Regions from separate parts of the Homo sapiens genome. Here region 1 is linked to region 2. A link is a loop called in an ENCODE intact Hi-C map of the cell type or tissue named here. Cell type or tissue: B cell. All regions are shown on one strand. Each heading gives the region's core, and the rest is flanking DNA. Links, peaks and the distances in the headings are about the cores only. Region 1 holds the start of LOC124904653 (a long non-coding RNA gene). Region 2 has its middle 16 kb from the start of ARRDC2.

Region 1 (15,290 bases), core at 2,919-10,918, 270 kb after region 2:
TTTTGTTTCTTGTCCAGGAATCGCTTAATCCTGAAAGTCTTGTAGGAAGATATGGCGAGAAGTGGAGTCAAGAACACACCACGATGGTGCAGAAAGGAAAAGCATTGCGATTTTTATTGGATTTGAAGAAATAGTAAGGGGTCAGGCTGGGTGTGGTGGCGCACGCCTGTAATCTCAGCACTTTGGGAGGCTGAGGCAGGTGGATCACGAGGTCAGGCGTTCGAGACCAGCCTGGCCAACATAGTGAAACCTTGTCTCTACTAAAAATACAAAAATTCTCCCGGTGTGGTGGCGCACGCCTTTAGTCCCAGCTACTTGGGAGGCTGAGGCAGGAGAATCACTTGAACCCAGGAGGAGGAGGTTGCAGTGAGCCGAGATCGCGCCACTGCACTCCAGCCTGGGCAACAGAGTGAGACTCCAACTCAAAAAAAAAAAAAAAAGAAAGAAAAAACAAATAGTAAGGGGTCAATAAATGCTTTCTATGATTGTATTATTTGCCCAAATGTAACTGCAGTTCTTTGGTTTTGAGTTCTCTCAGCTTGGAATACCCTTACACTCTTGGCGAACTCCTACTCATCCTTCAAAACCCACCACCTTCTCCAAGAAACCCTTCCTGACCATGTCCCCTAGGACCGTCGTCAATCCTCTCCATCTGGCTAAGACCTGTCTGTCCCTTATCTGTGTCTTGTTCTGTCTCCTCCATAGAAGGGGAGGGGAGGTCTTCAGGACTGGATGGGGAAGGCCTCTCCTGGCCCCTAAGTGTGGGAAGCTGCCTTTGCCACCCCCAAGGGCTCCTTTCTTCTTTTTTTTGAGATGGAGTCTCGCTCTGTCGCCCAGGCTGGAGTGCAGTGGCTTGATCTTGGCTCACTGCAACCTTCCCCTCCTGGGTTCAAGCGATTCTCCTGCCTCAGCCTCCCTAAATAGCTGGGATTACAGGCATGTGCCAACACGCCCGGCTAATTTTTTGTATTTTTAGTAGAGACGGGGTTTCACGATGTTGGTCAGGCTGGCCTTGAGCCTGACCTCATGATCTGCCCGCCTCAGCCTCCCAAAGTGCTGGGATTACAGGCTTGAGTCACTGCGCCTGGCCTCCCTTTTTCTTTCTCTTCGCATTTTCTGTTGCTCCACCTCAATGCCCTTTCCTACCCTCTCCTTCCTCCTCCCAGCCAGAGAGCCCTCTGGGACACCCCATTCCTGTCCTTCCATTTATCCCAGCCCTGACACCACAGCAGCTGTTGGTCCAGCTCTGTTTTCCCAGAGTGGGGGTTCCTCCGGGGCAGATCTGAAGCCACTTTGGACATATGGGGCGGAGGGTGTCTCTAACGCCATCAGCTAGTCCCATACAATGAACTAGAGAGAACTTTCATTCATTCAATCCACATACACTGATTGAGCCCCTACTGTAAGCCAGGGGAAAGGGCACACATGAACAAGACCAACATCTGCACCTTTGTAGGTCCCCACACCAAGGGAGAGCCAGACCGGCGCAGTTTTCAGGAGAATCAATGGTGTCCCCGCCATAGATGGTAGTGGAGGGGGCTGATATTTTAGAGTTTGGGTAATCTGGGAGGGGTGGCCCAGGATGTAACACCAAGTGACAGACAAGCTGGACTTAATTGCCAATTATTGGGGGATCAGAGGGTTCCGGTAATAGGAACAGCCAGTTCAAAGGCCCCGGGGCAGGAACCAGTTGGACACATTTCTAGAAGGTGGGGAGGCAGGTGGGACTGGATTGGGAAGCCAGTGAGTGCCAAAGGAAGAGAAGGGGAGTGCCGAAGCCTCCACCTCTGCTCAGGAGGGATTTACCCCCAAGGCAATGAAAGTTGCAGATGAGGTTGGGGCAACACTAGGGCTTGGTCCGGGACTCTGCATTTTCACCTTTATCTCAGCAGCAGCTCCACGAGTGGTGAGGGACGTTATCCCACTTCTCAGGGCAGTGTCTGGAGGGGGCGCGCGACGTGCCCAGAGTCGTACAGGCCAGGCCAGAGAGAACCCTGCCCTCCAAGCAGAAGCCGAACCTGACGCCCCGCAGCCGCCGGGGTTTGAATCGCTGCGGCTGTAGTCCTTCCCCAGCGCAGAGATTTATTGTTTAAAGCAACCTGCAGGCCGGGCACAGTGGCTCAGGGCAGTAATCCCAGCACTTTGGGAGGCCAAGGAGGGAGGGTCGCTTGAGCCCAGGAGTTTGAGACCAGCCTGAGCAATCTAGTGAGACCTCTTCTCTACAAAAATAAAAAAGTTCGCTGGGCATGGTGGTACACGCCTGTGGTCCCAGCTACTTGGGAGGGTGAGGTGGGAGAATCGCTTGGGCCCGGGTAAGTTGAGGCTGCAGTTTAATTTTTAGTCTTTATTTGAACACCCAGAAACCAAAAATCACGTTGATAAATCGGAAAGCCCCAAAGAAAACCGAGTTAAGCAGGCAGCCGAAGGGGTGAGGTGGAGCCAGGCACTCACGACCCCACAGCGGGGAGGTGGGGCTTGTGAGGACCCTAATCCAGCGCTTAGGACCCTTAGGCTCGCAGAGGCGGGACTTGCAGGGAAAGTGCCCCGACTGCCGGACCCCCGCAGGGCGGTCGGGAGTGGGGCGCCAGACTCGGGCTGGGGGCGCTGTCTGGCCCGCACATTCCTGAGGATCAAGTTACCCGAGAAGGCTGAGGCCTCTCTGTTCCCCTCCTGCCAGGCTTCCGCCCTCTCCAGGAGCAGGAACCGCAGTCTGTCCCCAGTCCAGCGCAGGTGTCTGCCCAGCCTCTCGGAGGGGACCCAGGCCCTGCCCTCTGGACTGGCACCGGATCCCTCCTGCCTCATAAAACCATTTTACAGATGAGGAAACTGAGGCACAGCCCCCCTTCAGCATTGATGGAACCAGATTGAACCTGGCTCTGCCAGCTTTATGACCATTTTTACTAACTGGGCAGGCCTAGAAGAATGGTTCAGTCAAGTGTTTGTTGATTGACTGACCATCTAGAATCAGTCTCCAAAGCCTCTTATTATAGCACAAGGAGAAAAGAACTTCCCATACCACTTACCCTCCTACCCCACCCTAGGACAGACAGGACCCCTGCACTTATCCAGCATGCATTTAATGTGCACTTCCTGTATGCCCAGGCCTGGGTTAGGCCGTTTCACAGGTAGATACTGGAGAACCAGAGGGTTTGGGGATCAGAAGGTAGTGAATTTGCTTTCTTTAGACCAACTTCAGAAATTGGTTTGGGCCAGGCAAAATGGCTCACCCCTGCAATCCTAGCACTTTGGGAGGCCGAGGCAGGAGGACTGCTTGAGGCCAAGCATTCAAGACCAACCTGGCCAACATAACATGACGATACCCCCGTCTCCAAAAAAAAAAAAAAAAAAAGAGGCCAGGCACCGTAACTCATGCCTGCAATCCCAGCACTTTGGGAGTCTGAGGCGGGCGGATCATGAGGTCAGGAGATCGAGACCATCCTGGCTAACACGGTGAAAACCTGTCTCTACTAAAAATACAAAAAAAAAATTAGCCAGGCGTGGTGGGCAGGTACCTGTAGTCCCAGCTACTGGGGAGGCTGAGGCAGGAGAATGGTGTGAACCCGGGAGGCGGAGCTTGCAGTGAGCCAAGATCGCACCACTGAACTCCAGCCTGGGTGACAGAGTGAGACTCTGTCTCAAAAAAAAAAAAAAAAAAAAAAAAAAGATAAATTGGTTTGTAGTCTGAGCAGGGTGGCTCATGCTTATAATCCCAGCTCTTTGAGAGGCAGAGACAGGAGGATCTCCTGAGCCCAGAAGTTCAAGAGCAGCCTGGGCAACATAGCAAGAACCCATCTCTACAAAAAGATAGAAAAATTAGCTGGTTGGGAGGCTGAGGCGGGCGGATCACAAGGTGAGGAGATCGAGACCAGCCTGGCCAACATGGTGAAACCCCATCTCTACTAAAAATAGAAAAATTAGCCGGGTGTGGTGGCGCATGCCTGTAATCCCAGCTACTCAGGAGGCTGAGGCAGGAGAATCGCTTGAACCTGGGAGGCAGAGATTGCAGTGAGCTGAGATCGTGCCACTGCACTCCAGCCTGGGCAACAGAGCGAGACCCTGTCTCAAAAAAAAAAAAAGCTGGTTTGGTTTTTTGTTTCTTGGTTGTTTTGGGCCAAACTCACATACCATCATTCATCGATTCAACCATGCTTTTTTTTTTTTTTTTTTTTTTGGAGACAAAGTGTCACTCTGTCTCTGAGGCTGGTGTGCAGTGGCACGTTCTCAGCTCACTGCAATCTCTGCCTCCCAGGTTCAAGCAATTCTAGTGCCTCAGCCACCAGAGTAGCTGGGATTACAGGCACATGCCACCACACCAACTAATTTTTGTATTTTTAGTAGAGATGGGGTTTCTCCATGTTGACCAGGCTGGTCTTGAACTCCTCACCTCAAGTGATCCGCCTGCCTCAACCTCCAAAAGTTCTGGGATTATAGGCATGAGCCACTGCGCCCGACGACCATGCTCTATTGAGTGCCCGCTGTGTGCTGGGCAGGTGGGTTCTCACCGCCCAGAGGTGATGTTCTGGGGGACTGGAAGCAAGGTCATTTTAGAGAAGCATGCTGTAGGTTGGTCTCACGATTTTCCTTTAAGTTGGCCCCCTTTTCTGTTTTTACTTCAGTAAATACATTTTAAAAGGGAACCTTCATGTCACCACCAAGAATGGAAAACCAGTTTCTCTTGCTATAAATAGAAGGAAACCAAAAAACTATGAAATGAGAGCAAAGTCAGGCATTCCCACCTCAGGAACACTCAGGGCTGGGGCTGGACTTCGAATGTCTGAGTCTTATCAAAGGCAGGGAAGCCCCAAGCAGAAGGGCAGGAGGGGCCACAGGGACCCACTTGGCAGATGCTCCAGTCCCGTGGGTCCCAGCACACAGTAGGTGCTTGATGAATGTGTGTTGATCTGTTAACATGCAACCCATTATTGTAGGTGCCCCCCCCCACCATGATGTGTGGGTTTTGCCTGCATCCGACCACATACTCGTGGCTTTTCCAGGTACTGAGCCATTTCCCCGCTGACAGACTGAGGGCAGGGTGGTGCCTGAATGGGGAGGGGTGGGGGAGGTGGCAGGCAGCTGCCTCTTGGGCAGGGGACCCCACAGGGGCCTCTCTGGGGAGGCTTCGGTTTGGTTTGGTGACATGCCAGGATGCAGCTCTGGGCAAACGTTTATTTGCAGCCTTGGGGCTGTCCCCACCCACGGTCCTGTGGGCCCCTGACGTCTGTCCACACTGAGATGTGGGCCCCTGTGGCCCGCCGCCCTCCCTGGCTGTCTGTGGTGTGTGAATCAATGAATGAGTGAATGAGTAAAGGAATGAATGCAATAAGTAGCATAATGGATGAGTTCGTAGAATAATGAATGGATGAGTGAATTAATGAATGAGTGGAAGTATTCATGCTGCCAAGATGGGAAACCCATTCTCCAGGTATTCTTTTTTTTTTTTTTTAAGACACAGTCTTGCTCTGTCGCCCAGGCTGGAGTGCAATGGCACTATCTCGGCTCACTGCAGCCTCCACCTCCTGGGTTCAAGTGATTCTCCTGCCTCAGCCTCCTGAGTAGCTGGGATTACAGGCGTGCGCCACCACGCCCGGCTAATTTTTGTATTTTTGTAGAGACGGGATTTCACCATGTTGGCCAGGCTGGTCTGGAACTCCTGACCTCAAGTAATCCGTCCGCCTCGGCCTCCCAGAGTGCTGGGATTACAGGCGTGAGCCATCTAGATATGCTTTGTCCCCTTTTTTCGGATGGACAAACTGAGGCTGTCAGCCAAGAAAGGCTTCAGTATGTGGAAGGCAGATTCGAAGCCAGTTGGCCCTGCACATCGTGGGCTGCATTTCTGCACCAAGACTGGGGGTTCCTGGAGCGAGCTTAGGGGTCCGGACTGGTGCAGACGGGGCGCTGGACCTGGCCCCCAGCCAGCGGAAGGGATCTGGGCCCCAGATGGGGAGTAGATGGAACTGGAGGCAAGGCAGGCGGCAGGGGGTGAAGAGGCCGCTGCCCCAGGCTGCGGGGATGGGGAGGCACCGGCAGGGTCCGCGTTGATTCAGAAAGGACCCCAAGGAAGGAGCAACTTTGGGGGACCCCAAAGTTGTCTGAGTGGTATCAAAGGCCGTGCACATGGGGCCCTTAAGCGCTACAGCAGGGGCAATAGTGGAGAGACCCCACGCCTTCCCGCCTCCCGCTGCCCCCGCATCCCCTTCCTCCCGCCTCCCGCCTCCCCCCTGCTCCTCGCCTCTCGCTCTCCCGGGGAGGAAGTGGCGAGAATGCGGGGGTGGGCACCCTATTCTCACTTCCCCTGGGGAAGGGCGGGGCCTGCGGGGTCCTCTCCGCCGCCGGGAGACGGCATCTCCGCGTACAGGGGTGGGGGCGGGGAGCCCTAGGAGCTGGGCAGGCGCTGCTCAGTCCCTGGCCAGGTGACGTCCGTAAGTTTCCTGGTCTTCGATGGTTCTCGAATGAAAAATGGGGGGAAAGACATTGAGTTGGAAACAGCGAGTTGTTGGGGAGAGAGGACCCCACCCCGGGCCGGTACTAGCAGCCAGACACGGACACGCCCTGCCCCGGAGGGGTCAGGGCCAGGCCGAAGGGAGGGAAGTCGCAGTAAACACAGGGTTGGGTTGGGGCGGGAGGCGCATTCCAGGCGGAGGGAACGGCGCGGGCAGAGGCCTGGAGGCTGGTGGAGGCCTCCTGCCTCGCCTAGCTGCGGGGTCCTCAGCGTGTGGCCCCTCCCCTAATGGGAGGGGGGGAGAAAGGATCCGGGGGGAGAGGTCTCGGAGCTGTCGGCGGCAGTGGAAGAGTTAACTTCCCGGGGCTGCCGGACCCCGCCGCGAGCTGGCGGGTGGCGTCAGCGCCAACGTCAGGGCGAAGTGGTGCCGCGTAGACGCGGACGCTTCGGCCGCCCGGCCCCCACCCCACGCGGCGCTGGAGGCCGCGGGGATGGGGGCGGGGGCGGTCGGCCCTGCAAGCAATTTACTGGGCTCTGTGCAGAGAGGGAAATTGAGGCACGGGAACGGCCGTGGCCTGGCTGGTGCTAAGCCCGCTAGCCCGCGTCCCACACTACCGCCCCCTCCCAGCTCCTCCAGGTCGCCGGACGACCTGGAGCTGGTTTGGGCTTGTTTTCCATTGCGCAAATACCTGCGAATAAACGTTTGCCCCGAGCTGCGACTTGGCACATCACCACCTCTGCATGGCCTCAGTTTCCTCAACCGGATAATGGGGAGAGTTGACATTTAGTGTGGGCGCTGGGTTCGGCCTTGAAAAGGGGGTGTGGGAGGGGACTGCACCCCAAGAAAGAGGCTGGAGCGGGGACACCTGCGAGGCTGTCTGTGAATTCCGGGCTGGTTCTCCAGCCCCCTCCTCTCCTCCCGTCGCTCACTCCCCTCCTCTCCCTCCCCTTCCTGCTTCAGCTTCCCCTCCCCTCTTCCTTATCCCCTTCTCCCTCCCGTCTCCCCCGATCTCCTCTCCACCCCCTCTCTCCCTTTCCCCCGCCCGCCCAGCGAGGCCGCCCCACCGGACTGCTAATTAAATGCAGAGCTGGGGGGAAGGGACGGCGCGTGGTTAACCCCTTCCCCGCCGGGGCCCTGAACCGGGGATGGGGAAGGGTGTCCGCCACCGGAATTTCCTCCCCCCCAGGGGCAGGCCTTAAGCTCTAGGACAAGCCCATTTATTGAGTGGGTATATCGAGGCCAAAGGAACGGCCCCAACGTTCTGGGTGAGGCTGTACTAAATCGGGCCTCCTGATTGGAGGGCCAGAGCTTCGAGATAGCGGAAGAGAAAAGCAATATCGTGGCTTGGAAATAAACCAAGAGAAAAAAAAATGAGTTGGAAGGAGAGACAGCGGGAGAGGGAGGCTGGAAAAAAATCTAGGAGCAAGACAGAGACAGAGAGACAACCAGGTAAGGGAGGTGGAGCTCCGGGTGTGGCCTGGAGGCACCCAGGCAGGCTCCCGGTAGGAGGCGGCTTCCTGGAGGAACCTGTGGTGGAATAACTCCTGGCCCTGGTGTTAGCCTCCAGGCCTGGCTCACGCACTGACTGCTGACTTCTGATAGGGCCTTGTGGCCTGAAAGGAAGGTCATGCCTGCCTTTGGAGCCATCGGTCAACCCAAGTCCCCGCCCTGTCCCTGAAAACATCAGAGAGGAGCCCAGCGAAGCGAAGTGTGGGCTATGTGCTGTGAGGTGACTCAGTGGCCCCTCATTCTTGGGACGGGAACAACTGAAAGAAGTGAATGATATAAAGTCAGGTGGTGAGAAAGCAAATGACAGCAGGCGGAGGGAGTGTGGGGTGGGGGGGGCCAGAGGATCCATGATACCAGCAGCAGGGCCACCATGAGGATGCCCCAGGGAAGGGTGTTCCTGAAAGCTGGAGTAGCACGTGCAAAGGCCCTGGGGAGGAATTTGAGGTATTTGTTTGTTTGTTTTTTGAGAGGAGTCTCCCTCTGTCCCCCAGGCTGGAGTACAGTGGTGCGATCTCAGCTCACTGCAACCTCCACCTACCAGGTTCACGCGATTCTTCTGCCTCAGCCTCCCGAGTAGCTGGAATTACAGGCGTGCGCCACGATGCCCAGCTAATTTTGTATTTTTAGTAGACAGGGTTTCACCATATTGGCCAGGATGGTCTCCACCTCTTGATCTCGTGATTCGTCCGCCTCAGCCTCCTAAAGTGTTGGGATTACAGGCGTAAGCCACTGTACCCGGGCTGAATTTGAGGTGTGTTAAGGGAACATCCAGGAGGAGGCGTGGCGCAGGGTGAGGAGAGATGGAGGATTACAGGGGCCTCCAGATCCTAAGCAGGGAGGGTGGGGGGTGGCTTGAGTCCTTGGCCAGCCCAGGTGGAGCCTGTGACTGCTCTCCCTGCCTCACTTTTCCTACCATTATGCATGCTCCAGAAGCAGCAGGGGAGGCTTTGGGGATGTGGAGGTTGCCCAGGGTCACAGGGACCCCTGTTGTGCCCTCCGTCAGTGCCCCTCTGGCCTCCCCACACCCTCTGTGGCTCCCTGCTGTGGCCAGTCTTCCCCATCATCGCCCCTGGCTCTCTTCTCTCCTGCAGTCCAGCCACTCAGCCCTTGTACATGTCCCTCATCTGTTCTCACAATGCCCACCCCAGGTGACAACATCCTCCCAAGCCCCCTTCAGGAGATGGTGGGGCTGACACTAACAGGGGAGGGGGTGTAGGGAAGGTGAGCACCCTGGCCCCTGAGTGCTGCACACAAACTGTGTAAAAATAGCTGCTCCCCCTGCCCCCTGTGAGGAGGCGGCTGTGACGGTGGTGGCTGCAGTGACGGGGATGTGCCCAGAGAAGCATCCGGCAGGGCCAGTTGCCATGGTGATGCTGACTCAGCGGCAGAGGCAGGTAGCAGCATCTGGTACCCGGCCGGCACGCCTCTGCTTGGCCTACGCTCATAGCACCCTGTCCAGCCCCAACTTTCCAGCCTCCACCCTGGGGGTGTCTTCTGAGGCTGCAGAGGGGTGGGTGAGACCTCGGGAAGGACTGGACAAGTTCCTCCACCAGACACCACTCAGTCATCTGCTGGAAGGTGGGAGACGCTGCTTCTCATGGAGCGGACCTCAGTGTCAGGTCTTCCTCCCTCTATCAGCCATCCGCCCATCTACCTACTCACCCATCCATCCACTCATCCACCATCCACTCATCCCCCATCCATCCACCATCCACCCATCCATCTACCATCTGCCCATCTACCATCCATCCACCCACCTGTCCATCTATCCACCCATCCACCATCCACTCATCCCCCATCCATCATCCACCAATCAGTCCATCATCCACCCATCCATCCACCATCTACCCATTCATCCATCCATCCATTCCTCCACCCAGCGGCCATCCATCCATGCACCATCTACCCATCCACCATCTGCCCATCCACCATCCATCCATCTACCCACCATCCATCCATCTACCCACCCACCCATGCATCCACCATCCACCCATTCACCATCCACCCATCCACCATCCGTCCACCGTCCACCCATCCACCACCTAACCATCCACCAGCCATCCATCCACCTGTCTACCCACTGACCCATCCATCCACCATCCACTCACCCACCCATCCACCCATCCATCCACCCATCCACCTATCTACCCACCCACCCATGTATCCACCATCCACCCATTCACCATCCACCCATCCATCCACCATCTACCCATCCACCATCCATCCACCATCCACCTACCATCTACCCATCCACCATCCATCCACCATCCACTCATCCATCTACCATCTACCCATCCACCATCCATCCACCATCCACTCATCCATCTACCATCTACCCATCCACCATCCATCCATCCATCCACCTATCTACCCACCAATCCATCCATCCACCATCCACTCATCCACCCATCCATCCACCATCCACCCATCCACCTATCTACCCACCCACCCATCCATCCACCCATCCATCCACCCATCCACCTATCCACCATCCACCCATCCGTCCACCATCCACCCTTCCATCCACCAATCCACCTATTCATCCAGCCACCCATCCACTTACCACACACCCACCCATCCATCCATTCCTGTGTTCATCCATTCACTCAACATTTTTGGAGCACTTACCGTGTACTGACATCCTTCTGGGCACATGGTGGTTGCCACTGTCGATGCAGGCAGGGTATCAGCAGTCTGGGGTGCAGGGACTTGGGTGAGGACAAGGCCTCCTTGGCTACTTGGAGCCAGGCCTTGAGATGCTGAGGCCCTATCTCTTCCTTGTTCTCCTAGTCTTGCTCCCTCTCTCTTCCTGCATCTCTCAATCTCTCTGTTTTCCCATCTGAGTCCATCTTAGATCCTTCCCCATATCCCCAGGCCCCCCAGCAGCTGCCGTCTATTCCCCTCTTCTTCTCCCCACTCACTTGTTCCATGCCAGCTTTCCCTTGGGTACAGCTATGTATTCCCACCTCGGGGTCTTTGCACATGCTGTTCCCACTGTCTGGGAGACTCACTCACCTGGAATTGATCATATTTAATTCTTGGCTGGCTTTCTTTCTTTCTTTCTCTCTCTCTCTCTTTTTTTTTTTGAGATGGAGTCTCACTCTGTTGCCCAGGATGGAGTGCAGTGACGCAGTCACAGCTCACTGCCCCCTCCATCTCCCGGGTTCAAGCGATTCACCTGCCTCAGCGTCCCGAGTAGCTGGGATTACAGGCACACGGCACCACACCCTGCTAATTTTTGTATTTTTAGTAGAAACGGGGTTTCACCATGTTGGCCAGGCTGGTCTTGAACTCCTGACCTCAGGTGATCTGCCCACCTTGGCCTCCCAAAGTGCTCTGGGTTTACCATATTTAATTCTTGCCTTCCTTAATGTCTGCCTCTATCCCCATCCCCAGAGTATAAAGGCCAAAGAGCTGACCTGTGGTTCTTTCAGGGACCTATTTGTGCCTTCATATCTCCAACTACGAAATGGGTAAATGGACATGGTGCTAGCAGGATGACCTCATAACTGGGGCAGGGGTTGGGAGGAAGCCCTTAGACCTGTGCCCACTGCAGATTAAACACTCAGTAAACTCCCTTCCTTGGAAACAGCCCAAATGTCCATCAGCTGATGAAGGATCAACAAAATGTGGTCCACCCACACAATGGAATATGATGCAGCCACAAAAAGGCATGAAGCAGGCCGGGCACAGTGGCTCATGCCTGTAATCCCAGCACTTTGGGAGGCCGAGGCGGGCAGATCATGAGGTCGGGAGTTCAAGACCAGCCTGGCCAACATAGTGAAACCCCGTCTCTACTAAAAATACAAAAATTAGCTGGGTGTGGTGGCACACATCTGTAGTCCCAGCTACTCAGAAGGCTGAGGCAGGAGAATCGCTTGACCCGGGAGGCAGAGGTTGCAGTGAGCTGAGATCGCACCATTGCACTCCAGCATGGGTGACAGCATAAGACTTAAGACTCCATCTCCAAAAAAAAAGGCATGAAGCACTAGTCTGTGCTACCACGTGCACAAAACTCGAAAACACGATGCTGAGTGAGAGAAGCCAGGCATGAAAGGCCACACAGTGTGAGATTCCATTGATATGAAATGTCCAGGACAGGCAAATCCACAGAGACAGGAAGCAGCTTCCTGGTTGCCAGGGGCTTGGGGGAAGGGAATGGGGAGTAACTGCTGATGGGGACCAGGTCTCCTTTGGAAGGGATGAACATGTTCTAGAATTAGAGGCGATGGTTGCACAACAGTGTGTGTGTATTAAATGCCCCTGAATTATACACTTTAAAGTGGTTCATTTTATGTTATGTGACTCCTGCCTTACTTTATTTTAATTTTTTGAGACAGGGTTTCACTCTCTTGCCCAGGCTGGAGTGCAGTGGCATGATCTTGGCTCACTGCAACCTCCGCCTCCTGGGATCAAGCAGTTCTCCTGCCTCAGCCTCCCAAGTAGCTGAGATTACAGGTGTGCACCACCACAACCAGCTGATTTTTGTATTTTAGTAGAGACGTGGTTTCACCAGGCTGGTCTTGAACTCCTGGCCTCAAGCCATATGCCCACCTCAGCCTCCCAAAGTCATGGCTCCCATGAGCCACCGCGCCTGGCCTTCAATTTATTTTTTAGAGACAAGGTCTTCCTCTGTCGTTCAGGCAGAGGTCAAACCGTGCAGTGGTTCAATCTTGGTTCACTGCAGCCTGGTCTCCAGGGCTCAACCAATCCTCCCACCTCAGCCTCCTGAGCAGCTGGTACTTACAGGGGCCACGCCACCATGCCAGGCCAATTTTGTTTATTTTTTGTAGAGATGAGGTTTCACTATGTTGCCTAGGCTGCTCTCGAATCCACTTTCCTGGATTCAAGCGATCCTCCTGCCTTGGCCTCCCAAAGTTCTGGGATTATAGGCGTGAGCCACCACCATGCCAGGCACCTCAATTTTTTTTTTTTTTTTTTTTTGGAGACAGAGTTTCACTCTTTTTGCCCAGGCTGGAGTGCAATCGTGCGATCTCCGCTCACTGCAACCTCTGCCTCCTGGGTTCAAGCAATTCTTCTTCCTCAGACTCCTGAGTAGCTGAGATTACAGGTATGTGCCACCACACCTGGCTAATTTTGTATTTTTAATAGAGACGGGGTTTCTCCATGTTGGTCAGGCTGGTCTGGTCTCGAACTCCTGACTGCAGGTGATCCGCCGGCCTCGGCCTCCCAAAGTGCTGGGATTATAGGCGTGAGCCACCGCACCCAACCACCTCAGTTTTTTTTGTTAAGTACAGTACATTAGGTAAAAACGAAGGAAATCTGAATAAAGTAGGGAATTTAGTCATTACAAACAAAACAAAACTGCTTCTTAAGTGGTTCAGGGAGGTTGGTTCTCTGAAGGTGTCTCTAGGTTGACTCATCCTCTCTAAGGGAAAACAGAGGGCCAGGGAGGCCCTCACATCTACAGTGTGCCAGCCCTTGCCCGGTACCCTTACCCTTGCTTTTTGTTTTTTTTTGAGATGGAGTTTCACGTTGTCACTCAGGCTAGTGTGCAGTGCCATGATCTCGGCTGACTGCAACCTCTGCTTCCTGGGTTCAAGTGATTCTACTGCCTCAGCCTCCCAAGTAGCTTGGACTACAGGCATACACAGCCACGCCCGGCTAATTTTTGTATTTTTAGTAGAGACGGGGTTTCGCCATGTTGTGGCCAGGCTGGACTCGAACTCCTGACCTCAGGTGATCCGCCTGCCTCGGCCTCTCAAAGTGCTGAGATTACAGGCGTGAGCCACTGTGCCCTGCTCCCTCGCCCTCACTTTGCTCGCCAGCCAGCTGACTGCCTTTTCAACACACCCAGCACACACTTTCTTCAGTGCCTTGACACCTGCCATTCTCTCTAATTGGAAGCCTCAGGTGATCGAGAAACGCTGGATTCCACCCCAGCAGGTGGAACCGAGGTACAGTTCTGTGTGCTCTGTTATCCCCACCTTCCTTAGGCCACCAGAAAGGTCAAGGTGCTTGGTGGTTAGGACAAAGTTGACCGCACCTTGGGGCCACAGAGGCCGTTGAATATGACCAGGGAGGCTGACAGCCTGAGATGACAGCAGGGTGTGAGGGTATCTTGGAGGGCACAGTGCACACCCCTCTCCCACCCTGGGAGGGAGAGGACCCTATAAGTTAAGTGGGGTCTCGAAGCCAGTGGGAGGGTGAGGAGGTGGAATTCAGACCAGCTGGGGGCTCTGTCAAAAGGGCCTGCTTCTGGCTGCCTCAACAATGCAAACGGCAAGAACTTTTTTTTTTTGGTGGGGGGGGGGTCTTGCTTTGTCACCCAGGCTGGAGTGCAGTGGCGCAATCATGGCTCACTGTAGCCTCAACCTCCCTACTCAAGTGATCCTCCCCCTTCAGCCTCCTCAGCAGCTGGGACTACAGGTGTGTACCGCCGTGCTTGGCTAATTTCATTTGTTTTGTAGAGGTAGGGTCTCACTATGTTGCCCAGACTGGGATCCTGGGCTCCAGCCATCCGCCCGCCTTGGCGTCCCAAAGTATTGGGATTACAGGCTTGAGCTACTGTGCCCGGCCAAGAACCATTTTTAAATCTAATTAATTTTTTTTTTTTTGAGATGAAGTTTTGCTCTTCTTACCCAGGCTGGAGTGCAGTGGCGAGATCTCAGCTCACTGCAACCTCTGCCTCCCGGGTTAAAGCAATTCTCGTGCCTCAGCCTCCTGAGTAGCTGGGATTACAGGTGCCTGCCACCACACCCGGTTAATTTTTTTGTTTGTTTGTTTTGGTTTTTTTGAGACAGAGTCTCACTCTGTTGCCAGGCTGGAGTGCAGTGGTGTGACCTCGGCTCATTGCAACCTCTGCCTCCCGGGTTCAAGCAATTCTTCTGCCTCAGCCTCCCGAGTAGCTGGGACTACAGGTGTGTGCCACCAGGCCTGGCTAATTTTTGTATTTTTAGTAGAGACGGGGTTTCACCATGTTAGCCAGGATGGTCTCCATCTCTTGACTTCATGATCCGCCCGCCTCGGCCTCCCAAAGTGCTGGGATTACAGGTGTGAGCCACCACGCCCGGCCAATTTTTATATTTTTTAGTAGAGACGGGGTTTCACCATGTTTCCCAGGCTGGTGTCAAACTCCTGACTTCAGGTGGTCCACCCACCTCAGCCTCCCAAAGTGCTGGGATTACAGGCATAAGCCACTGCACCTGGCCCATTTTTTTAATTTTTAATTTTTTTTCCCAAGACAGTCTTGCTCTGTCACCCAGGCTGGAGTGCAGTGGCATGATCTCGGCTCACTGCAACCCCCACCTCCCAGGTTAAAGCAATTCTCCTGCCTCAGCCTCCCGAGTAGATGGGATTACTGGCGCTCACCACCATGCC
Region 2 (15,290 bases), core at 4,835-12,834:
AGGAAATAAGAAAGAAGGGAGGGAGGGAGGAGAAAAGAAGAGAAAAAAAAAGAGAAAAGAAAAGAAAGGGGGGAGGGAGGGAGGGAGAGAGAGAGAGAAAGAGAAACAAAGGGAAGAGGAAGGAAGGGAGGGAGGGAGGGAGGGAGAGAGAGAGAAAGAGAAACAAAGGGAAGAGGAAGGAAGGGAGGGAGGGAGATGCTCCACTTGGGTCCCACAGTCAGGACTGAGACGGCCAGCACTCAAAACTGCCCCTTGGGCCAGGCACAGTGGCTCACACCTGTAAATCCCAGCACTTTGGGAGGCCAAAGCAGGAGAATCGCTTGAGCCTAGGAGTTTGAGACCAGCCTGGGCAACATAGCAAGATCCCGACTCTACAAAAAAAAAAATATATAAAAAATTAACCAGGTGTGGCAGTGTGGACCTCTAGTTCTAGCTACTCAGGGGGATGAGGTTAGGAGGATCACCTGAGCCTGGGAAATCGCGGCTGCAGCGAGCTATGATCGCACCACTGCACTCTAGCCTTGGCGACAGAGTGAGATCCTGTCTCAAAAAAATATATAAACACTGCCTCTTAGACTCCAGAGTCCATGCCGCCCTCAGGCCACATGATACTGTGCCCCTCAAGCTCCTGCTGAAGCTCTGCCTGTCTCACCTAAGCCCTCGTGCCCCTCCAAGGTTGGGCAAGGCCCTATTGAAACCCTAGTCTGGGCCGGGCGCGGTGGCTCAAGCCTGTAATTCCAGCACTTTGGGAGGCTGAGGTGGGTGGATCACGAGGTCAGGAGACCAAGACCATCCTGGCTAATACGGTAAAACCCCGTCTCTACTACAAATAGAAAAAAATTAGCCGGGCGTGGTGGCGTGTGCCTGTAGTCCCAGCTACTCGGGAGGCTGAGGCAGGAGAATGGTGTGAACCCAGGAGGTGGAGATTGCAGTGAGCCGAGATCGTGCCACTGCACTCCAGCCTGGGTGACAGAGCAAGACTGTCTCAAAAAAACAAAAACAAAAACAAAAAGAAACCCTAGTCTGATAGCCCAGGCTGTCCCAGCCAGCCTGCCCAAGGCAGCAGAAATTAACTGGCAGGCTGGAGGCTGGAATGGCCATTGTCAGGGCTAGGAGCCAGGGATGAGGACTGGGGGACCCAGGGGCTGGACATGAGGAGATCTGGGTTAGGTAGGGCTTGGCTCTCTGTGTGACTGCAGGCAGGTCACCTTGCGTCTGAGCCTGTTTTGTCATCTGAGACTCTGGGAGACAGCCCATCCCCACACCCTACCACAGTCCTCAATCACGTCCTTCCTCTGGCCTGAGGGTGAGCCCTCCTTTCCTGCTACCCCTGGTTCTAAGGTCTACCAAGACCTCCTTTGACCTGGCATCAAGCTTGGAGCATGCCATACATGGGAGGTCCCTGGGGCCAGCAGAGAGGAAGCATTCCCACAGCACAGTCACTAGAAGCCGAACTGACAGTCTCAGTAGGAAATGAGTTATTTGTCATGCGGGGTGTGCAAGACATATCAGTTTCCAGATCCATGTTCCCAAACAGAGGAGAGTCTAAGGTATTTATTCCAGCAAGGGATGTGGGTACAGTGCGACAAAAAGATTCCACCCAGCGGGGGTGGGAGGACAAGACGCCCCGTGTCCTCAGGACTCCTGAGTCTGCAACTATGGGGAACTTGATCCTGACAGAAGGAGAACTTTCCGGTTCAGATGATCAACAACCAGGATTAAGCTGGCCCAGATAGTCCCAATTCAGGAAACTTCCTGAACATGGGGAGGGGCCTAGGGAGCCCAAAGGCAGGTGGTCAACTTCTATCAAACATGAAATGAGGCCGGGCGCGGTGGCTCACGCCTGTGATCCAGCACTTTGAGAGGCTGAGGTGGGAGGATCACGTAAGGCCAGGAGTTTGAGACCAGCCTGGGCAACAGAGCGAGACCCCATCTCTACAAAAAAAAAAATGTAAACATTAGCTGGGCCTGGTGGCATGTGCCTATGGTCCCAGCTACTCAGGAGGCTGAGGTGGGAGAATCACTTGGCCCAGGAGGTCTAGCCTGCAGTGAGCGATGATCAAACCACTGTACTCCAGCCTGGGTGACGTGGCAAGAATTTTTCTCCAATAATAATAATAATAATAACAACAACAACAGCAGGCCGGGCACAGTAATCCCAGCACTTTGGGAGGCCAAGGCGGGTGGATCACGAGGTCAGGAGATCAAGACCATCCTGGCTAACACAGTGAAACCCCATCTCCACTAAAAATACAAAAAGTTCTCCGGGCGTGGTGGCGGGCACCTGTAGTCCCAGCTACTCCGGAGGCTGAGGCAAGAGAACGGTGTGAGCCCGGGAGGCGGAGCTTGCAGTGAGTAAGTGGAGATTGAGCCACCGCACTCCAGCCTGGGCGACAGAGTGACACTCTGTCTCAAAAATAAATAAATAAATAAAAAATAACGAAATAACAAAAACCCCAACCCTCTCCAGGCCCGTAAGACCCCCTGCCCACCTCTCCCTCCAGCTCCCCCTCCCTCCCCGTCTGCTACTCAAACACTCCAAGCTGATTTTTATTTTTATTATTTTTATCTTTTAGACAGAGCCTCACTCTGTTGCCCAGGCTGGAGTGCAGTGGCTCGATCTCGGCTCACTGCAATCTCCGCCTCCCAGGTTCAAGTGATTCTGCCTCAGCCTCCCAAGTAGCTGCGACTACAGGTGCCCACCACCATGCTCAGCTAATTTTTGTATTTTTAATAAAGACAGGGTTTCACCATACTGGCCAGGCTGGTCTTGAACACCTGACCTCAAATGATCCACCTGCCTCGGCCTCCCAAAGTGCTGGGATTACAGGTTTGAGCCACCGCGCCCGGCCCTCCAAGCTGATTTTTACCTTGGGGACTTCTCATATACTATTCCCCCTGCGAAAAGGCTCTTCCCCCATTGGTGGTTTCTCTTTACCCCCTGGCCTCACTTTTTCAGAGCCACTCCAACCTCCTGGCCAAAGTTGCCACCCCCTCCATCACTCCCTCTCCTATCTCTCTGTTCTGTAGTCTTCCTAGCCCTCATCACGCTCTGAAATTACTACTTAGATGTTCATTTGTTTGTCTGACCCTCTGTGGGCAGGGCCAGATCCAGGCTCTGACCCCCGCCCCAGCATGCAGCAGGCATGAGGGTGGTTGACTAAGTGACTGGGGGACCACTGCTCTGCCTACTTTGATGTGGATGAAGACTCCTCTTTTTTTTTTTTTTTTTGAGACAGAGTCTCACTCTGTTGCCCAGGCTGGAGTGCAGTGGGTTGATCTCTGCTCACTGCAAGCTCCGCCCCCCGGGTTCATGCCATTCTCCTGCCTCAGCCTCCCAAGTAGCTGGGACTACGGGCGCCCACCACTACGCCTGGCTAATTTTTTTTTTGTATTTTTAGTAGAGACGGGGTTTCACAGTGTTCGCCAGGATGGTCTCGATCTCCTGACCTCGTGATCTGCCCACCTCGGCCTCCCAAAGTGCTGAGATTACAGGCATGAGCCACCACGCCCGGCCTTTTTCTTTTTTTTTTCTTTTCTTTTTTTTTTTGAGACAGCATTGTCCAAGCTGGAGTGGAAAGCCTCGATCTCGGCTCACTGCAAACTCTGCCACCCGAGTTCAAGCAATTCTCATGCCTTGGCCTCCTGACTAGCTGGGATTACAGGCACCCATCACCACGCCCAGCTAATTTTTGTATTTTTAGTAGAGACAGGGTTTCACCATGTTGCCCAGGCTGGTCTTGAACTTCTGACCTCAGGTGATCTGCCCATCTTGGCCTCCCAAAGTGCTGGGATTACAGGCGTGAGCCACCATGCCCAGCTCAGATGAAGATTCTGATGGGGGTGGAGGTGTCATCCCTTGCACTTGCTCCCAAGACCTCCTAGAGTCAGACGTGTCCCCCATGCAGAGTCAAATGCTAGGTCTCTATCTCTCAGTGTCTCTGTCTGTTTCATTCTGACTCTCACCATCTTTTCTTTCCCATCTCTGTCTCTCTCTCAATATCTGTCTTGCTTACTGTCTCTGTCTCTGTCTCTCAGTCTTATTGCCTCTGTACTTCTGTCTCTTTCTCCCTGTCTCTGTCTCCCTCTGCCTCTGATTCTCTCACTATCTCTCTTGGCTACCATCTCTCTGTCTCTTTGGGTCCCTGACTCTCTCACCATCTCTGCCTCCTGCCCTGGCCCGGCCAGCTGGGGGACAAGGGGTGACAAGCAGTCAGGGCGCCCGCTGCTTGTTTTCCCACCCACGCTGGCAGGGAGCCCAGCCCAGCCGGGCCACTGTTCAGGAATCCTCCAGCCTCCCCGCTCCAGCCACCAGGCGCGGCCACCGCCAGCCTCTCCTCCCAGCACATTCTGTCCCAAGCAAAGAGCGCCAGAGATGGGGTGGGGGTGGGGGTGGGAGGGGGACGCATTCCTGCTGAGCTCCAGTTACAGGACAGCTTGTCCTGGTGGCCCCACCAGCACAACCTCCTGATGGCTCCCCATCCTGCTGTGGGGTTAGACCTTCCTGAATGAAGCCAAAGCCCCTCTGCCAGTTCGTGCCCACCTCAGGGCCTTTGCACCAGCCATACCTTCCACCTGGCACTCTGTCTCCCTAGATCTCCCCAAGACCTCCTCCGCCTGCACATCTGAGACCTCACATCACCTTCTCAGCAAGTCCCCTCTGTCCCTAGGCCCGGGCACCCCAAATTCCCCTCCTGCTGCCCCAGTGCATTTAATTTCCTGGTCCTCCCCATGTCCCTGGGGTTACATATTCACTTGTTTGTTGATGTGGTGTCTATTACACCAGGTCCCCACTGTGTCCCAGCACCCTGAACACACAGTAGGTGGCTTAGTGAAGGTTTTTACAATTGACATCTATTCCTCCCAAAGCTCAGCCCGCCCAGGCTCATCCATGTGGATCCACAGTTCTGACCACCCCACCTCTGCCTCACCCTGCCTCCGCCACCCCTGCACCCTAATGCAGCAGGATTTCCCAAGCCCCCCTGCCTTGGCCCAGGGAGTTATCTCCACCAGATCCACCTTTCTGAGCGAGGAGCTGGGTGCATTGAGGGGCAGGGGCGGCTGGAGTTCAGATGCACCTTTTGAGCGAGGGGCTGGGCCTCTCTGTCGCTGGGCTCCAGGCACAGGGCAGTCATGATGTACACACACACGTGCAAACACACACGCACACACATAAGCCTGTCAGCAACATAGAAACACCAGCCAGTGAACTCGGGCACAAGCAGCCGGGCACAGAGTGTTCACCAGGTGCTCACATGTGGAGTACCCCAACTCCTAGGAGGATGCGGTTATGGCCTGGATCCTACAGGTGGGGCCCAGACATGGGCTTTGAACCCACGCCAGGGTATGCACAAACCTATCCAAACACACGCGTGTCTGCCCTAGCTTCCCTCACCCGGGAGTCACCCCCCCACCCCCCACCTTGTTTTTGATGTTCAGGAAAGTCCCCAGAAAGCACTGGGCCCGGGCAAGGGGCCAGGAGGAAATGGTGACTCAGCCGGTGGCCATCAGTGCCTGCCACGCTGGGCTGGGTGGACTGCGCGGCCCGATCTGGGAGGATCCACAGAAAACAACAATAAAAGATGAGGGCGTGGGTGCGGGGTAAAAAGGACTCAGCCCAAGAATGATCAGAGAGGGGATGGATCCCCCTGTGCTCCAACACTTCAACCCTGCTGGGCCTGATTGACAAGTGGGGAAACTGAGACACAGGGAACAAGTGACTTCGCCAAGGCCCACCAGCCAAGATGGTACAGGCAAGGGGATCCCTAAGTCCTTAACACAGGGGTCTGGAGGAATGTCTACCTGCCCTGCCCTTTTTTTTTTTTTTTTTTTTGGAGACAGGGTCTCACTCTGTCCGTCAGGCTGGAATGCAGTGGCATGATCTCAGCTGACTGCAATCTCCGCCTCCTGCCTCAGCCTCCCAAGTAGCTGGGATTACCGGCGCCTGTCCCTATGCCCAGGTAATTTTTGTATTTTTAGTAGAGATGGGGTTTCACCATGTTGGCCAGGCTGGTCTCAAACTCCTGACCTCAGGTGATCTGCCCACCTCGGCCTGCCAAAGTGCTGGGATTACAGGCGTGAGCCACAGTGCCCGGCTCCCTGCCCCACTTTCTGAGACCCAGATCCACTTCCTGGTTTCCTGTGTGGTCATGTGACCACACTTGGCCAATTGGAGCCTTTTGTTATCACAGGCACAGGGATTGGGTCAGGGCTGGGCACGTGATCCTGCCTGAGCCAATCATGCTACGAGTTTGGAGACTCCCTGGAAGAAGGCCTAGAAGTAAGGAAAACCATCTTGGACGCATGATGATGGCAGTGGATCAGAGTCCCAAGGACACTGGTGAAGATCAGAGCAGGACTCACACAACCTCAGATCCCTGTGGAGTCAGGGTGGAACCAGAGGGAAGGCTGAAGGCTGGAGGGTCCTGAGAGGCCTTGCAGAAAGAGAGGACATTGGAGCTGGGGCTTTGATGGATGAAGAGGAACTAGGGAAAGGCATTTCAAGCAGAGGGAACAGCCTGTGCAACCACAGCAGGCAGGTGGGAGCTAGGCGTGTCCTCAGCCACCCCAGTGGCCCCATGGGGCTGGAGCATAGAGAGGCATCTGCAAATGTGTTTATTTGTTTATTGAGACGGAGTTTTGCTCTTGTTGCCCAGGCTGGAGTGCAGTGGCGCAATCTTGGCTCACTGCAACCTCCGCCTCCCGGGTTCAAGCGATTCTCCTGTCTCAGTCTCCTGAGTAGCTGGGATTACAGGCGCACGCCACCACGCCCACCTAATTTTTTGTATTTTTAGTAGAGACGGGGTTTCACCATGTTGGCCAAGCTGATCTTGAACTCCTGACCTCAGGTGATCCACCCGCCTTGGCCTCCCAAAGTGCTGGGATTACAGGCGTGAGCCACTGCGCGTGACTATTTATTTATTTTTTTAGATGGAGTCTCACTCTATTGCCCAGGCTAGAGTGCAGTGGCACGATCTTGGCTCACTGCATCCTCCGCCTCCCAGGTTCAAGTGATTCTTCTGCCTCAGCCTCCTGAGTAGCTGGGATTAAAGGTGCCTGCCACCACGCCCGGCTAATTTTTGTATTTTAATAGAGACGGGGTTTCACCATGTTGGCCACGCTGGTCTTGAACTCCTGACCTCAAGTGAGCTGCCCGCCTCAGCCTCCCAAAGTGCTGGGATTACAGACGTGAGCCACCGTGCCCGGTTTAAATGTGTTTATTTGTCTCTGTGCTCAATTCTCCCACCTACAAGCCCCCTAAGGGCAGGACCGGGTTTGCTTTGTTGGTGGCCAGCAGTTGTCCATTAATGTTTGTGATACAGGTGAACCAGGCCACGTGAAGCCTTGAACCGGGGCTGAGAGCCAGCGCTTTCTTTTGGGGACACAAAACAGGCAGGATGGGCAGGGGGTGGTGAATAGAAAAGATTGGGTACATAAGGCAGAAGAGCCTGGGGCTTTATAGGGGTGGCCCCTGAAGCCTGTGACCCAGGAGGGACCAGGCCCAGGCCACAGTCCAGGCAGGAGAGGGCGTGTCCCCATCTGTGAACCCCCACCCCCAGACCCTGGCCATGGTGCTTAGGAGGGAGGCAGCATGGAGCTTCGGGTCTGGGCTCTGGGACCACCTCTTCCTCCCTGTGTGACCGTGGGCAAACGACAGCACCCCTCTGAGCCTCAGTTTCCTCATCTGGAGCTTGACTTCACTGTACGTCAGTGTCAGGACTGGGCACAGAGTGGGTGCAGCGTCTGTGGGGCAGCATGGGGGTGCTGAGGCAGTGGGTGAGGGGTAGGCTCGTCTGGAACATGCCGTTAGCAGTTCCCAGCCTCTTTGAAAACAGGAAACCGGCTCTCATGGGAGCCCCCAGCTGTGCTTCCTGAGTCTCCGCGTGACGTGCGCGTGCTGGGGCAGTGTGGGCAGGCATGTGTGTGTTTGCGTGTTTGCAGGCGGCCTGGAATATAGGTGGATCCGCCTGCGTGTGCATATGTGTGTGTGTGTGTGTGTGTGTCGGGCCGCACGTGGCATTGCCCAGAGGCATGTACACACACAACCGTTACCTGTGCTCGCATGTGGAGCTATGGATCTCAGCCAGTGTGGGAAGCAGACAGTGGGTTGGTTGGGGCACTTTTGAGTCTGGGTCTAAGTGTTAAGTCTGTGTGTCCGTCAGCAGAGGTGACTGGTGTGTGCTGGGACTGACTTGGGCCGGCAGAGCCTGTATCGTGGCCCTAAGGCCTCCGAAACCCCAGGTCAGCCCTGATTCAGCTGCTGATGTTGGCTTTATTTATTTATTTATTTTGAGACAGGGTATTGCTGTGTTGTCCAGGCTGGAGTGCAGTGGTGCCCTGTTAGCCCACTGTGGTCTCGACCTCCTAGGCTCAAGCTATCCTTCCACCTCATCCTCCTGAGTAGCTGGGACAACAGACACACACCACCACACCCAGCTAATTTTTGTATTTTTTGTAGACATGGAATCTTACTACGTTGCCCAGGCTGGTCTCCAACTCCTGAACTCAAGCGATCGGCCTGTCTCAGGCTCCAAAAGCACTGAGATTACAGACATGAGCAGTGGCCACTTTTTTTTTTTTGAGACAGTCTCACTCTATTGCCCAGACTGGAGTGCAGTGGTACAATCATATCTCACTGCAGCCTCGACCTCCCAAGCTCAAGTGGTCCTCCTCCTTCAGCCTCCCAACCATCTGGGACCACAGACACAAGCCACCATGCCCGGCTAACTTTTTTTTTTTTTTTTGAGATGGAGTCTCACTCTGTCACCCAGGCTGGAGTGCAGTGGCAAGATCTCGGCTCCCTGCAACCTCTGCCTCCCAGGTTCAAGTGATTCTCCTGCCTCAGCCTCCAGAGTAGCTGGGATTACAGGCATGCACCACCACATCTGGCCAATTTTTTATATTTTTGGTAGAGACGGGGTTTCACCATGTTGGCCAGGCTGGTCTCAAACTCTTGGAGTGATCATCCTGCCTCAGTTTCCCAAAGTGCTGGGATTACAGGCGTGAGCCACCATGCCTGTAATTTTATTTTTTTTATTATTTTTATTTTTGTAGAGAAACATAGGTTTCCCTATGTTTCCAGGGCTGATCTCAAAATGAGATCCTCCTGCCTCGGCTTCCCAAAGTACTGGGATTATAGGAGTGAGCCACCATGCCTGGTCTACAACAGGTTCATTGTCACCTCAGGGCCTTTTATTTTTTTTTTCTTTTTTTTGAGACAGAGTTTTGCTCTTGTTGCCCAGGCTGGAGTGCAATGGCACAATCTTGGCTCACCACAACCTCTGCCTCCAGGGTTCAAGCGATTCTCCTGCCTCAGCCTCCCAAGTAGCTAGGATTACAGGCATGCGCCACCACTCCCGGCTAATTTTGTATTTTTAGTAGAGATGGTTGTTCTCCATGTTGGTCAGGCTGGTCTCGAACTCCTGACCTCAGGTGATCTGCCCGCCTCGGCCTCCCAAAGTGCTGGGATTACAGGTGTGAGCCACCACGCCCGGCACCTCAGGGCCTTTCTACGTGTTGTTCTTTCTGCCCAGATAGCTCTTCCTCTCGCTCATTACAAAGCCTGCACGTTCTCTTCCTGAAGATGTCAGTTTAAGCATCCACTCCTTAGAGACCTTTCCACCTCTTCTTGTTTCTTGTTTTTTTGTTTTAATTTTTTGACAAGAGTCTTGCAGGCTGGAGTGCAGTGGCGTGATCTTGGCTCACTGCAGCGTCTGCCTCCCAGGTTCAAGCAATTCTCCTGCCTCAGCCTCCCCAAGTAGCTGGGACTACAGGCATGTGCCACCACAGCCAGCTAATTTTTGTGGTGGTGTTTTTTTTTTTTTTCCCGAGACGGAGTGTTGCTCTGTCGCCCAGGCTGGAGTGCTGCTCTGTCGCCCAGGCTGGAGTGCAGTGGCACAATCTCGGCTCACTGCAAGCTCCGCCTCCCGGGTTCACGCCATTGTCCGGCCTCAGCCTCCCGAGTAGCTGGGACTACAGGCACCCGCCACCACACCCGGCTAATTTTTTGTATTTTTTTGTAGAGACAGGGTTTCACCGTGTTAGCCAGGATGGTCTCAATCTCCTGACCTCGTGATCTGCCCGCCTCGGTCTCCCAAAGTGCTGGGATTACAGGCGTGAGCCACCGCGCCCAGCCTAATTTTTGTGTTTTTAGTAGAGACGGGGTTTCAACATGTTGGCCAGGCTGGTCTTGAACTCCTGACCTCCAGTGATCCACCCACCTCAGCCTCCCAAAGTGCTAGGATTACAGGTGTGAACCACTGTGCTTGGCTCCTTTCACCTCTTTCACAAAAGCTGCCCTATTCTCCCTCTCAGTTCCTTCCAATTCCTTGCTTTGCCTTTCTCACAGTTTGTGATTACAATGTATTGACAGGTTCACGGCCTGTCTTCCACCTCCCCTCGGTACTGGGAGCTCCAAGAGGGCGGGTCATAGCATGCAGTAGGTGCTCAATAAATTTACTGGCTGGGTGTGGTGGCTCATGCCTGTATAAAGCACTTTGGGAGGCTGAGATGGGAGGATCCCTTGAGGCCAGGACTTTGAGACCAGCCTGAGCAACATGGTGAAGCCCCATCTCTACTAAAAATAAAAATAAAAAAAATTAGCCAGGCATGGTGGCACACACCTGTAGTCCTAGCTACTGGGGAGACTGAGGTGGGAGGATTGTTTGAGCCCAGGAGGTTGAGGCTGCAGTGAGCCGTGATTGCACCACTGCACTCCAGCAGAATGGGACCCTATCTCTAAAATAAATAAATAATATAAAAATAAATGCAGTATGCTAAATGAGAGTGCCTGCACAAGATGCAGAGAGCCAGGAATGGGGAGGTGGAAGACAAGGGCCCTCCCTCAGTAGCTGCTCAATTAGTGTATGATGGATTAATGAAGCTCAGAGTAAGACCTTGACCCACTGGTCCTGGACTCCTAAAGAGGAGTCTTCTGGCCTCATCCCTAGCCTCCTGGCCCCAGATCACACTGTGTGAGCAGCCCCTGGAGCCTGCTTGGCAGGGGAGGAACAGAAGTCCCTGCTCAGTTATTTGCACACTGGCTTCTCCCACGAAGTCCTAACATCGCAACTTCAAGTGCCCTTTCCTTTCAGACCCCAGGCCTGGAAAGGTCTTTATTTTGGCCACCTCAGCCCATTGCATGGAAGGGATATCCAAGGTCAGAAGCAATCCCGTCCCTGTGTCCAGGTTGAGCATGTCCCTCCTCTGCTCACACACCCTCCGTGGCTCCCTATTACCCTCAGGAGAAAGTCCAGCTCCTCAGCTCAGCAGTCACAGTCCAGCCTGAGTGTGGCAAGATCATTTTTCCTTTGTCTAATTCTCAGTCACTCTTTGGGTCTCATCTTGGTTATGTTTCCCAGTATTGACCATTGACACAGTCCCAGGACACACTAACTGCTGTCAGAAACCAAATGTTCATTGCATTAATCTTGTCAGAACATCAGGCTGAATACGACTTTTATTGTTGTTGTTAAGAGACTGTGTCTGGCTCTTTCACCCAGGCTGGAGTACAGTGGTGCAATCATGGTTCACTGCAGCCTCAACCTCCGGGCTCAAGCGATCCTCCCACCTTAGCCTCCCGAGTAGCTGGGACTACGCACACTACCACACTCAGCTAATTTATTTATTTTTTATAGAGATGAGGTCTCACTCTGTCGCCCAAGTTGGAGTGCAGTGGTACAGTCATGGCTCACGCAGCCTCGACCTCTGGGCTCATGCGATCCTCCTACCTCAGTCTCCTGAGTAGCTGGGACTACAGGCACACAGCACCACACCTGGCTAAGTTTTTTTTTTTTTAATTTTTTGTAGAGACAGGTCTCACCATGTTGACCAGCCTGGTCTCGAACTCCTGGACTCAAACGATTCCTCCCCACTCTGCCTCCCAACGTGTTGGATTACAGGCATGAGCCGCCACGCCCATTAGGATATGACTTTTTTTGTTTGTTGTTTTGTTTTTTGAGACGGAGTTTCGCTCTTGTTGCCCAGGCTGGAGTGCAATGGCACGATCTCAGCTCACTGCAACCTCCGCCTCCTGGGTTCAAGTGATTCTCCTGTCTCAGCCTCCCTAGTAGCTGGGATTACAGGCATGTGCCACCACACCCATCTAATTTTGTATTTATTTTTAATAGAGATGGGGTTTCTCCATGTTGATCAGGCTGGTCTCAAAGTCCCGACCTTGGCCTCCCAAAGTGCTGGGATTACAGGCGTGAGCCACCATGCCCGGTCTAGGATATGACTTTTACAGAGTAAAAAGACTCACAGTTTGCATTGCATGTGACCACTGTGGACCATTGACTATTAACAGAGTATTAAATTCAATATAAAGAACAGTGACTGCCCAAGAGCTTAGATCAGGAATAGGCAAACATTTTCTATAAAGGGCCAGATAGGAAATATTTGAAGCTTTGCCGGCTACACAGTCTCTTTTGCAATTACTCTACGCTGCGGCTGTTTGAAAGCATTCATATACACAAATAAGTGAGCATGGCTGTATCCCAGGAAAACTTTGTTCATGGACACTCAAGTGTGAATTTCATGTAATTTTCACATGTCATCAAATAGTCTTCCTCTGGTAGTTTTTCAGTCATTTTAAAATGTAGGCCAGGTATGGTGGTTCTTGCCTGTAATCCCAGTGCTTGGGGAAGCTGAAGTGAGAGGACCGTTTGAGGCCAGGAGTTCAAGACCAGCCTGGGCAACATAGGGAGACCCCCTCCTCCATCCTTACAAAAAGTTTTAAAAATTAGCTGGGATGCCTGTAGTCTCAGCTATTCAGTAGGCTGAGGTGGGAGGATCACTTAAGCCTGGGAGTTCGAAGCTGCAGTGAGCTATGATCCCGCCACTGCATTCTAGCTTGGGTGACTGAGAGAGATCTTGTCTCTAAAAAAAAGGAGGGAGCCAGGGCCGGTCATGGAGACCATCCTGGCCAACATGGTGAAACCCTGTCTCCACTGAAAATACAAGAAAGAAAGTAAAAAAAAAAAAAAACCCAAACTAGCTGGGCGTGGTGGCAGGCGCCTATAATCCCAGCTACTCGGGAGGGTGAGGCAGGAGAATCGCTTGAACCCAGGAGGTGGAGGTTGCAGTGAACCGAGATGAAGGCACTGCATTCCAGCCTGGGGGATAAGAGTGAAACCCATCTCAAAAAAAAAAAAAAAAAAAGGAGCCAGGAGCGGTGGCTCACACCTATAATCCCAGCAGCACTTTGGGAGGCTGGGGCAGGCGGATCACTTGAGACCAGGAGTTCTAGACCAGCCTGGCCAACATGGTGAAACCCTGTCTCTACTAAAAATACAGTAATTATCTGGGTGTGGTCCCAGCTACTCGGGAGGCTGAGGTGGGAGATTAGCTTGAACCTGGGAGGCAGAGGTTGCAGTGAGCCGAGATTACGCTGCTGCATTCCAGCCTGGGCGACAGAGTGAGACTCTGTCTCAAAAAAAAAAAAAAAAAAAAAAACGGAAAAAAAATTGAATACTGTTTTGGGGTCATGGTTAAAGCTGAAGTTTACCAACCCCTGATGGGTCATAAGTGTCATGATTTGTGTTTACAGAGTATCAGAACTTTGTTTAAAGTTACCAGCTGATAAAATATGAGGACAGGTTTATGGCTAACAGGGTTTCATCATTGACAGATAGCAAGTATCAGGATTAGTCTTTTTTCACAAAGTATCAGAACACAGCAAGCTCTGATGGCTAATCAGGTGTCAGAACCTGGGTTTAAGTCCAACCCTGCCTTGGGGCCCACGGCACCGCGGTAACCACCAACTACTGTCCACTCTCAGGATACTGTTTACTAAGTATCGAGTGACAGGCTGATGGCAAAGTATCGGGTCATGGATGTCACACTGTGAGTTGGGCACTGTGACAGCGTCTCTAGATGCCAGCTGTTTACAGTGACAGGAGACTGGCTGTTTACAGGGGATGAGTCAGCCCCACTTCCAGATACCCAAGTCCAGATGGCGGGTAGGATTGGCACCTCTCCAGGTGTTTACAGGGTACTGAGGTCCTGGCAAGCTGGGCTTCTCTCCTGCGGCCACCTCTAGCCAGGGTGGGGAATGAGTCCCCTGAAGGCTGTGGGACCCATGATCCTGGTTAGATTCTCCTTCTGCTTGTCCCTGGCTGTGCTGCCTCAGGCACATTACTTAACCTTTCTGGGCCTCTGCCACCTCATCTGTAAAATGGGCATGATGGTGAAGCCAGGTTGCCAGATAAAATATAGGCTACTCAGCTAAATGTGAAGTTCAGATCAATATTGAATTTGGTTTTACTGTAAGTATATCCCATGCAACATTTGGGATATACTTATACTAAAAAAAAATTATTCATTGATGCTATGGTTTGAATGGTCCCCCAAAGTTCATATGTTTGAAACTTAATCCTCAAAGCAGTCCTTTCAACCTTGTCAACCTGTCGGCGCGGCCTCTGGTGCAGTGGCGGCGGCTCCTGTTCCTGCCGCAGCTCTCTCCCCTTCTTACCTCCCCACCAGATCCCGGAGATCGCCCGCCATGGCTTTACTTACTGCGGCCGCCCGGCTCTTGGGAACCAAGAATGCATCTTGTCTTGTTCTTGCAGCCCAGCATGCCAGTGCTTCCTCCATGAATTTGAAAGACATATTGGCTGACCTCATACCTAAGGAGCAGGCCAGAATTAAGACCTTCAGGCAGCAACATGGCAAGAAGGTGGTGGGCCAAATCACTGTGGACATGATGTATGGTGGCATGAGAGGCATGAAGGGATTGGTCTATGAAACATCAGTTCTTGATCCTGATGAGGGCATCCGTTTCTGAGGCTTTAGTATCCCTGAATGCCAGAAACTGCTACCCAAGGCTAAGGGTGGGGAAGAACCCCTGCCTGAGGGCTTATTTTGGCTGCTGGTAACTGGATGTATCCCAACAGAGGAACAGGTATCTTGGCTCTCAAAAGAGTGGGCAAAGAGGGCAGCTCTGCCTTCCCATGTGGTCACCATGCTGGACAACTTTCCCACCAATCTACACCCCATGTCTCAGCTCAGTGCAGCTGTTACAGCCCTCAACAGTGAAAGTAACTTTGCCCAAGCATATGCACGGGGTATCAGCCGAACCAAGTACTGGGAGTTGATTTATGAAGACTCTGTGGATCTAATCACAAAGCTACCTTGTGTCGCAGCAAAGATCTACCGAAATCTCTATGGAGAAGGCAGTGGTATTGGGGCCATTGACTCTAACCTGGACTGGTCTCACAGTTTCACCAACATGTTAGGCTATACTGATCATCAGTTCCCTGAGCTCATGCACCTGTACCTCACTATCCACAGTG

Evidence for each region. Peaks named below come from ENCODE experiments on the same cell type or tissue, not always from the same donor. Only the 100,000 strongest peaks of a DNase experiment are listed, where the experiment ranks them.
Region 1: a loop joins it to region 2, with 4 times the contacts of the local background. A loop is called at or near these places in 2 of 110 quality-filtered maps.

The regions. Positions count from the first base shown.
Region 1 is chr19:18,285,444-18,300,733 of GRCh38, forward strand. LOC124904653 (a long non-coding RNA gene) reads right to left here and starts at 7,400. Exons shown (of 2, transcript XR_007067155.1): 1 at 7,129-7,400; 2 at 5,147-6,444. It overlaps LOC124904652 (a long non-coding RNA gene), which reads left to right. Exons shown (of 2, transcript XR_007067154.1): 2 at 18-490. It also overlaps the pseudogene RPL39P38. RefSeq lists enhancers at 2,249-3,092, 4,547-5,186, 6,466-7,104, 7,105-7,744, 7,745-8,383 and 2 more, cis regulatory regions at 4,836-5,204, 5,784-8,339 and silencers at 5,239-5,288, 5,969-6,398, 6,849-7,018, 7,973-8,175, 9,260-9,442 and 1 more. In B cell, for the core only: no CTCF peak of the experiment used is centred there; DNase peaks (open chromatin) are centred at 5,148, 6,328, 6,818, 9,298 and 2 weaker places; H3K4me3 peaks cover 3,188 bases; H3K27ac peaks cover 5,516 bases.
Region 2 is chr19:18,016,129-18,031,418 of GRCh38, forward strand. It overlaps the pseudogene CSP3. Among named protein-coding and RNA genes, the nearest start is that of ARRDC2, 16 kb to the left of the region's middle. RefSeq lists enhancers at 5,536-5,585, 6,060-6,609. In B cell, for the core only: no CTCF peak of the experiment used is centred there; DNase peaks (open chromatin) are centred at 5,333, 6,363, 6,523 and 7,893; H3K4me3 peaks cover 2,352 bases; H3K27ac peaks cover 4,069 bases.